Regions from separate parts of the Homo sapiens genome. Here region 2 is linked to region 1. Evidence: chromatin contacts called from ENCODE Hi-C or POLR2A ChIA-PET data. All regions are on one chromosome and are shown on one strand. Each heading gives the region's core, a stretch centred on a gene start or an enhancer-like site at or near the end of the contact. The rest is flanking DNA. Distances are from core to core; before and after follow the strand shown. Region 1 overlaps PARD3 (par-3 family cell polarity regulator). Region 2 overlaps PARD3 (par-3 family cell polarity regulator).

What was found. A loop is a pair of places that touch in the nucleus more often than their neighbours do. ChIA-PET counts read pairs that join two places held with the same protein, here RNA polymerase II (POLR2A).
Region 2: a loop to region 1 is called in a map of PC-3, with 2.3 times the contacts of the local background. The contact joins two enhancer-like sites. A Hi-C loop is called at or near these places in 1 of 168 maps with a recorded cell type or tissue (PC-3). POLR2A ChIA-PET finds 5 or more read pairs at or near these places in 5 of 52 experiments (CD4-positive, alpha-beta T cell, GM12878, PC-3 and 2 more).

What each region holds. Positions count from the first base shown.
Region 1 is chr10:34,404,027-34,408,094 of GRCh38, reverse strand. The region is part of intron 5 of PARD3 (par-3 family cell polarity regulator); the gene reads left to right. Among named protein-coding and RNA genes, the nearest start is that of PARD3, 410 kb to the left of the region's middle. Within about 2 kb of position 2,159, at least 3 of the 41 ENCODE cell types and tissues checked have a DNase peak (open chromatin) inside an H3K27ac peak, as active enhancers do; they include PC-3, where a contact is called at or near this core.
Region 2 is chr10:34,580,483-34,584,550 of GRCh38, reverse strand. The region is part of intron 2 of PARD3 (par-3 family cell polarity regulator); the gene reads left to right. Among named protein-coding and RNA genes, the nearest start is that of PARD3, 230 kb to the left of the region's middle. Within about 2 kb of position 2,135, at least 5 of the 41 ENCODE cell types and tissues checked have a DNase peak (open chromatin) inside an H3K27ac peak, as active enhancers do; they include PC-3, where a contact is called at or near this core.

The sequences.
Region 1 (4,068 bases), core at 910-3,409:
ATATCCAAAATATTTACTTCTTGGACCTCAGAATTTGAATGTAGATATACAGATGACTGGTTTCTAGATTAAGTTTTATAGTGTTCCTCTGAATTAGACAGTATGGTTTATATTTCTTGTTTTGTAAACATTTGTGTTCCTGTTTTCTGTGGTGAGAGATGGAGGCAGGATTCTAGTCTCAAGTGTTCTAGTTACAAGTCCTGTACTTTTTTTGTGGTAGGATCACTTAAGTTTTTGGATTTTTTTTTTCTTTTTTTTTTAGGCATAAGGACTCACTCTGTTGCCCAGGCTGGAATGCAGTGGTATGAACATAACTCACTGCAGCCTTGAACTCCCTGGGCTCAAGTGATCCCCCTGTCTCAGTCTCCCAAGTAGCTGAGACTACAGGCGCACGCCACCATGCCTGGCTCTTTTCCAATTTCTGCATGAGAAGTTAAACTTTAGTTATGTTTTGGCCCCCCTTTTCTGGAATCCTAATAAAGGTAGTATGTCGACTGCCTTTTTAGGCAAAAGTAACCACTGATTGGTAAATCGTATTGAGACTTGAAAAACTATAAATATCTGAGGAGCAGCAGCTTACGACTATGGCATTGTTCCAAGAGACACTGGCTTCTCTGGGGCATGAGGCTTTTCAGCCATGGTAGCTCTTGCAACTTCCTGATGTGAGTCAACACGCCTGCGCTGTCTGCTAGAGACCCCAAGAGAATGGCTCCTGCACAGCTGTGAGGACTGCTGGGTGCACACTCCTCTGGAAAACAAGGCATGATACAGCCTTGCTGGCAAGTGGGGTCTCCTGCCTTACACCCTGCACTGTCAATCCAATGCCAGGCAGTCTGTGGGGGCCTTGACAGTCTGCATGTTAGTTAGACCGGAGAAGCCCCTCCACCCCCTTGGCAGGCATTTCAGAATAAAAATAAAGACATAATGCTAAAAGACTTATCATAAAAATGAACAGCCTCTCTGTGCCACTGTTCCCGTCTTTCTCCCTAAATGTCTGCTCTGATATTTACTTCCATGTTTCTAAATAATATATTTATGTTGCTCTTTCCTGATTACCAGTTACTGACATCTGTTGACTTGCCATATGGAAGATAAGAGTTGTTCCTTTTATACTGCTTCTGGTTTCTTGTTCCCATCCTTTCAATGCTGTTACATCCAAAGTCTAATTTCAGTCAATAGCCAGTGTCACAGCACATGGCAATGTGACAATTGCTCACTGCATAACCAAATGGATACTCTGAATATATTTCCTCTTCTACAGATTTTTTTTCTCCTGGGGCAATTTTTTTTTTTTCATGTTGCTTTGTTTTCTCTGTATATATTTTTGATTTTCCCCTTGCATTCTGTGTCAGGTCTGTCAAGATGCCTTTTATTTTTCAAATATTCAAAAGTATCAGACCTGAGCCCAGGGAGGAGGTGCAAACTTGTAGTTGCAGCTATTTGGGAGGCCTAGGCTGGAGTATTGTTTGAGCCTAGGAGTCTGAGGTCAGAACTGGGCAACATAGCAAGACCCCGTGTCAAAAAAAGAGAAAAACTAAAGGGGAATGAAAGAACTTTTAGAACGATATCAGACCAATTATTAGTTTCTTTTTTTCTCATGGAGATGTACTTACTAGACCTCTCCATCCTCCTGCTCTTATCTGAACTGGTTTCTGCTTCCTTAAACTGCCATTTCTCCCGTGTTCTAGGACTTCCCTTGGGTTCTGACTGATTTCTTACTGTGTTTTCTGGATTTTGCTGGAGCACTTCCAAAAAGAGCTTTATATAAGAAAGTGTTCATGTGAAGGAGATAAAGATCTCTTTGCAAGTCTCAAAATTTCTTTTATCTTTCATGCTTGATCTTTTTGAGCATGTAGTTTTACACTGAATTGTTTTTTCAGTGTAGAAGATATGACTTTTAGTAGAATTTAATATCGCTATTCAGAAGGCATTGTTATCATAGATCATTTGTTAATAATATTCCTAGTTTTAGTCTGCTAGCAATCATCCACATCATTTGTCAATCCTTTGATTAAACTCTGCAGTTTGGAGATAACTCCTCATTGTTCTCTTGGCATTTTGTACAGATGACTCATCTAAGAGGAGGAGGTTGTATATGTATATATACACACACAGAACAGAAGTCTTCATTGTGGACAATCTTTTCAAGGATGTTTGTAGAGCAAGATAGGTATAAGATCTCCTCTGACAGCAGCAAGCAAAGATACTCCCTGTCTGTCTAAAAGATTCAGGTTCCCTAAGCCTAGGGTTCTTCTGTGTGTGCCAGTGTCCCTGGATCCTCTTCACATCACCTTGTGAGAATCTTAGCTGAGGAACCACTACATAAAAGGAAGATACTCTGGCTAGCGGTGTGGCTATGAGTTGTGAATAGTTCTTTGTCTGTGACCCAGGAATCTTCTGCCTTCTGCCAGCATTGATGAAGGTGTAGCTTTCAGGTATTGTAAAAATCCTAGACCCCTCCTACTTTTTTTACATCTACTTTCTCTCTGAAAATGTCTTCAACCACCACCCCACAAAGTTTTCTTCTTCTTGCCATGTACTTGATTGTATATAGCATTTATTTATCTTTTTTTTGGTTTCTTTACTCATCCTAAAGACATTCTACATTGAAAATATTTTGTATATAGCAAAGCACAGTAAATATCAGGTGTCAGCAAGTTTCTAAATTATAAATAATATGTTTTTTATTTGATCGAGTGGGTAATATGTTTCATATTAAATTGTTTTGCAAGGCACAGTGTATGAATAGATGAATACATGTATATACTCTTAAAATGTCGTATATTTGTACATAATTGCCCTAAAAGATTTATCGAGGTTTGTTTTCTGTATTATGTGTTATCTATTTCTGTCTTCAATAATGTTTATAAAATAACCATTTGTTGGGTAAGTACTATGTGTCAGGCACCATGTAATGCTTGTGATATGGAGGATTTTCGTACTGATTCTTTCAGTACTAAGAGGAAGAGTTTTTAAAGTGTGTGTGTGTGTGTGTGTGTGTGTGTGTGTGTGTGTTTGTGTTTGTGATGGGGTCTCACTCTGTCACCCAGGCTGGAGTGCAGTGGCATGCATGGTCATAGCTTACTGCAGCCTTGAACTCCTGGGCTCAAGCTTCTTGCTTCAGCCTTCCCAGTAGTTGGGACTACAGGCACGCACTATCTCACCTGGTTTTTTGTAGAGACTGAGTCTTGCTACGTTGCCCAGGCTGGTCTTGAACTCCTGGTGTTAAGCCATTCTCTGCCTCAGCCTTCTAAAGTGCTGTGGTTACAGGTGTGAGCCACTAAGCCCAGCCAAGGAAGATGTTTTTATTGTTCACGTTTTATAGAAGAAGGGATAGAAACATGGAAAGGTACATAACTTGCATAAGGTTATAAAATTGGCAAATGATAGAATTGCTATTCACGCCCAGGTCTGTTTAAATCTTGAACCCAAGCTCTTAATGTCTGTACTCTGCTATGAAATGGAGAGTAGGGAAAGGAAAAAGAAAAAAAAAACAAATGGCTGTATTGTCTCATATCTGAAAGTTCTTTGGCACAGTTTAGTTTAAATTGATACTATATAGTTCTATTTTTTTCTTACTTTAAGAAAAAAATAGAGGCGGGATCTCACCATGTTGCCCACACTGGTCTTGAAATCCTGGGTTCAAGTGGTCCTCCCACCTCAGCCTCTGAAAATGCTGGGATTACAGGCGTAAGCCACCTCACCCGGCCAGTACTGTATAGTTCTTAAATATTGATTTGACATACATAATAACAGCTTTGTTTACTGTAGTTATAATGGAATTCAGTGTATAGTTCTTGCTAAAAGTAACTACATTCAGTCACAGCTTGAAAGAAAAAGTACCAGACAACAGAATAAAACCATACAGGAGCTGATAATTTACACATCCAAATATTGGGAAAATCTAAGTTGAGGTTCCACAGCAACTGCAGCTCAGCCTCAGGGCAGTGAATGTTGCCATCCAAACTGGACACTGTATGTAGCTTCATGAAATAATATTCTCCATGCTCTTTGGTGCCTGATAATGGCCACTGTGGGAACAATGTGTGAATTATCAGTGACTGTTTT
Region 2 (4,068 bases), core at 886-3,385, 180 kb before region 1:
TCTTTTTCAAGGTACTGTACACAGGAGCTTGAGAAGAGATGAAATGGGGCCAAGAAACTAGCATCTGAATGCACTTTACTAAAAGCATTTTTTCTGTTTTACATATGTTTTGGCTTAACCTTAGAGATGTTGCAATATCCTAACAAATGCCTTACAGAGAATCCATGGCCAAAGTGGAACTGAAAGTCCTAGGTCTTTCTGCCAAGTGCATAACTCTTTCCTCCTTACTACACTAGAAAGACTTTAGCATTGTAATATTCTGAGACAACATCAGTGATTCATTCCTCATTTTAGGAAGCAGTAAGGGATAGGTCTACATGGACAAAGAGGAAGGTAAGGTTTCAGTCTCTAAAGCAATAATGGTGGGTTGCCCTTTTGTTAAAGAGTCTCATGTCAACAAATTCATGTCTAGTTTAGGCTAGGAAGAAATAATAGTTGGGAAAACAATAGCTTGAAAAATCAGTAGGGCATGCCAGGCATCCTTGTATCTTCACATTTGTGTATCACGTATAATCTAAGTGATACTAAAAATTTGTTACGCTCTAATAAATGATGATTTATGTATACCAAAGGCTCTAATAAAATATCTAGAATTGGTAGCATCATAGATATGAATTAAATAGATGGAGATGAAGTAATTAAAATTAGTTCCTAATTTGCACTGATTTTTTTTAATCTTCAATTTTGTAGGAAAAAAAAATTGGAGCATTAAACTGATAGAAAATTGTAAAGAACATTCTGCTTCCGGTAGGGAAAATGGTCTGTTTTCTTTTCTTACTTTAACATAAGATCAATACTAATGTCATTTATATTGTACTTTAGTGTTTACAAAGTAGATTCACATATATTCTCTTATTTCATCTGTGCAGTAACCTCTGGAAGATAAGGTTTCCTCATTCTGTTTTTTAATGTCTGTTTCTTAACTCTGTGTAAAGGCAGATTGATTGGGCCTCATTTCCTCAATTTAGAAGGCTGGACTGATTGATGGAACATTAAAGAAGGCAGAGGTAAATAAGGGATAGTGATTCTAAAAATAAAAGTGACACTTGAAGTGGTTTGACTAGCAGTCTCACTTATTTTTCCAAAGGCAAAAATTAAAAAAAAATCAAAAAGACAAAAATTAAAACCCAGAGATACTAATAAAAGCAGGGAGCACATGTATCTTTCTGATCCTAACACTTAGAGTAGCAGCTATCTTGACAGCCTATTTTTGTGAATAGAACACTTAGATGTCCATTTTTAAGGACAACTTTGTTTTTTCTTCCTGGTGTTTTGTTGTTTTACTGGCATATATCTAAATTTGATTTAAATTTCATGGCATTAAACCAAAAACTTAGATGGTTATATCGTGTCATTTGTTATATTTATTCAGTATTTGTTGGTGCATTTTGGTAAATTTTTTACTTTATTAGTTGGGGTTATATACCACCACATTTAATCCCAGGTACTCACAATAATAACAGCTTAAACATGCTAAGAGTTTGTTTCTCTCTTATGTGAAAGAAGTCAAGCAGTTGGCAGTCCAGGTCTGGTATGTATTGACAACCCCAGTGTCAGAGAACCAGACACTTGTCTCCCCGAAGTATCATTCTTAGCAGTATCACCTCATGGTTCAGGGTAGCTGCCTGAGCTTCAGCCATCAGGCTGATATTCCAGGCAGCAGAAAGGAAGAAAGAAGAAGGGCACCTGGTTTCCCTTTTAGGATGCTTTTGTGAGGTACAATTAGCATTCTTGTCTTTAACTTCTTAAAGCTCATGCGAAAACAGCTTACTGCAAGGTGAGCACATGACTGCCTAGCTTAACACAGAATTTCCTTATGAAGGAGGACTAGAACAGTGGATGTTGGTGTAGGCACTGCTTAGTCTGTGTCACATATAGCGCATAACACATCAATAGTGAGAATGCTTCAGTTCAACCAGTTCATGGCTTTGGGGGCTGTACCAATTGGTTTATAATGGTTATGATTTTGTGACCAATTATTCTTTATGTGGAGATATATATAAGAGGAACTGCTTTATTCATTTAGACCAATAAAAGCGATACCTGAAGTGATTTGTGGACAAGTGGCTACAAGAGGATATTGGTGAGCATATTTGTTCCCATGAGTCATTTTCTAACCAGTTATCCTAACACTGGGTTTCTGTACTGTCTTTAATTTTCACATTATCTCTAAAGTCTTCAGGAGGAAATATAAGCAGTGTGGTGCTAGAATAGCTTTCTATGTGAATTCTTTTCCCCCTTATTCATTACTGGAACCAGTAATTGCCTAGAGAATGATGGGCAAAATGCCAGCTCATCATTTCTTTAAGGGTCTAAGAATTGGCTTTGGAGAATGGAAGAAAATTCCAGAAACACTGTCAAGAAAGTTATTATTTATTTCAAATGTTATTTGGAACAGCAAAGGACAATATGTTTTATAGCACAACTTTTAAGATGACTGAATTGGCAATAAATTCACATGATGAAACTTCAGCAAGTCTTTATGTTTCTGCCGGGGAATTCTTTGGTTCTTGGCGTAAATTTTTAAATAGTTAATATCAGCTTCCTATTCTTAACATTCCTTTAGTTGTAGAGCTAATGTGAAAACAGCTTGCTGTGTTGTGAAGAATGCCTTTAGTTAGCCAATAAATCAACTCATGCGTGTTTCAGTTGTCAAGCATGTTAAATAGTAGTTTTTAGACACAAGAGGGATTGCCCATAATATCGTTATTGTGAGATTCTGTTTCTCATCCACCACGAATGAAATCCCTTCTTTCCCAGACTGCCTCTCACAGCCCCTCCAGCACTGTGGTTCAACTCTACACCAAGAGATGACAAGTCCTGGGTTCTCAAAGACTTGGATTTTGGTTCTAGATTTGCAGTGTAGGAGTCAGGCAAATGGATGTGTCTCTTGAGGCATTAGTATCTTCACATTTCAGACAAGGGCTTGAGTTAAAATACTGTTTCCTTTCACTTCCAAAATTCTATAACTCTGTGCAATGGTTTTTAACAAAAATCTTTGAAAAATAACCTAAATAGGCCGGGCGCGGTGGCTCACGCCTGTAATCCCAGCACTTTGGGAGGCCGAGGTGGGTAGATCACGAGGTCAGGAGTTCAAGACCAGCCTGGCCAAGATGGTGAAACCCCAGCTCTACTAAAAATACAAAAAATTAGCCGGGCGCAGTGGCAGGTGCCTGTAGTCCCAGCTACTCAGGAGGCTGAGGAAGGAGAATCATTTGAACCTGGAGGGTGGAGGTTGCAGTGAGCCGAGATCGTGCCACTGCACTCCAGCCTGGGTGACAGAGTGAAACTCCGTCTCAAAAAAAAAAAAAAAAAAGAAAAGAAAAAGAAAAATAACCAAAATAAATTTCTAGAACAAATTTCCCAAGAATCCCAAATAAATATTAATTTATATTTAAAGATGCTGTATTTAAACAGTGCAATAATTATGAGCTTTTAAAGGAATCTAAATCAAGATATGTTTAACATTGGCTACTTACGATGAGTTCAAGTACTTAAGCTAATTTTTAGCTTGATACCTGTATTTCGTTGGGGGAAAGAAAACAATATCACTTCACACACTGATCATGTTTTATATTTTCTTTTAGAAATTAAATGATTAATGTGTTAGACCATGTAAGTCAGACAAGGAGGATTGAAGGACATACCTTATGAGTCAGCTAAAAATCTTGCCAGTTCAAATAGTACACATTTCCTTGTGTGAGCAGCTGTCATTGTTCTGAAGTTTTGGAAGTTGTGGTGAATAATACGTTGTGTCTCTAAGTGGCCCTGCTATTGTAATCTGTGGTTACTCTTTAAGTTATGGTGGAAATCTTTACGTGACCAAGCTTGATCACAGTTTCAAGCTTAAAAATTTAAATGTGGGAGATGATACCAAATTTTTGGCAAATGTTTTATGGCCCACAGCCAGGATTAGTAAAAACTATGGTTAATAGATAACTTACAGTTTTCTGTAAACATATTAAAATGCTTTTTGGGATTCAATCAAGCTTGATTTATTTGTTTATGAATGAATGAATGACAGGATCTCGCTCTGTCACCTAGCTGGACTGCAATGGTGAGATTATA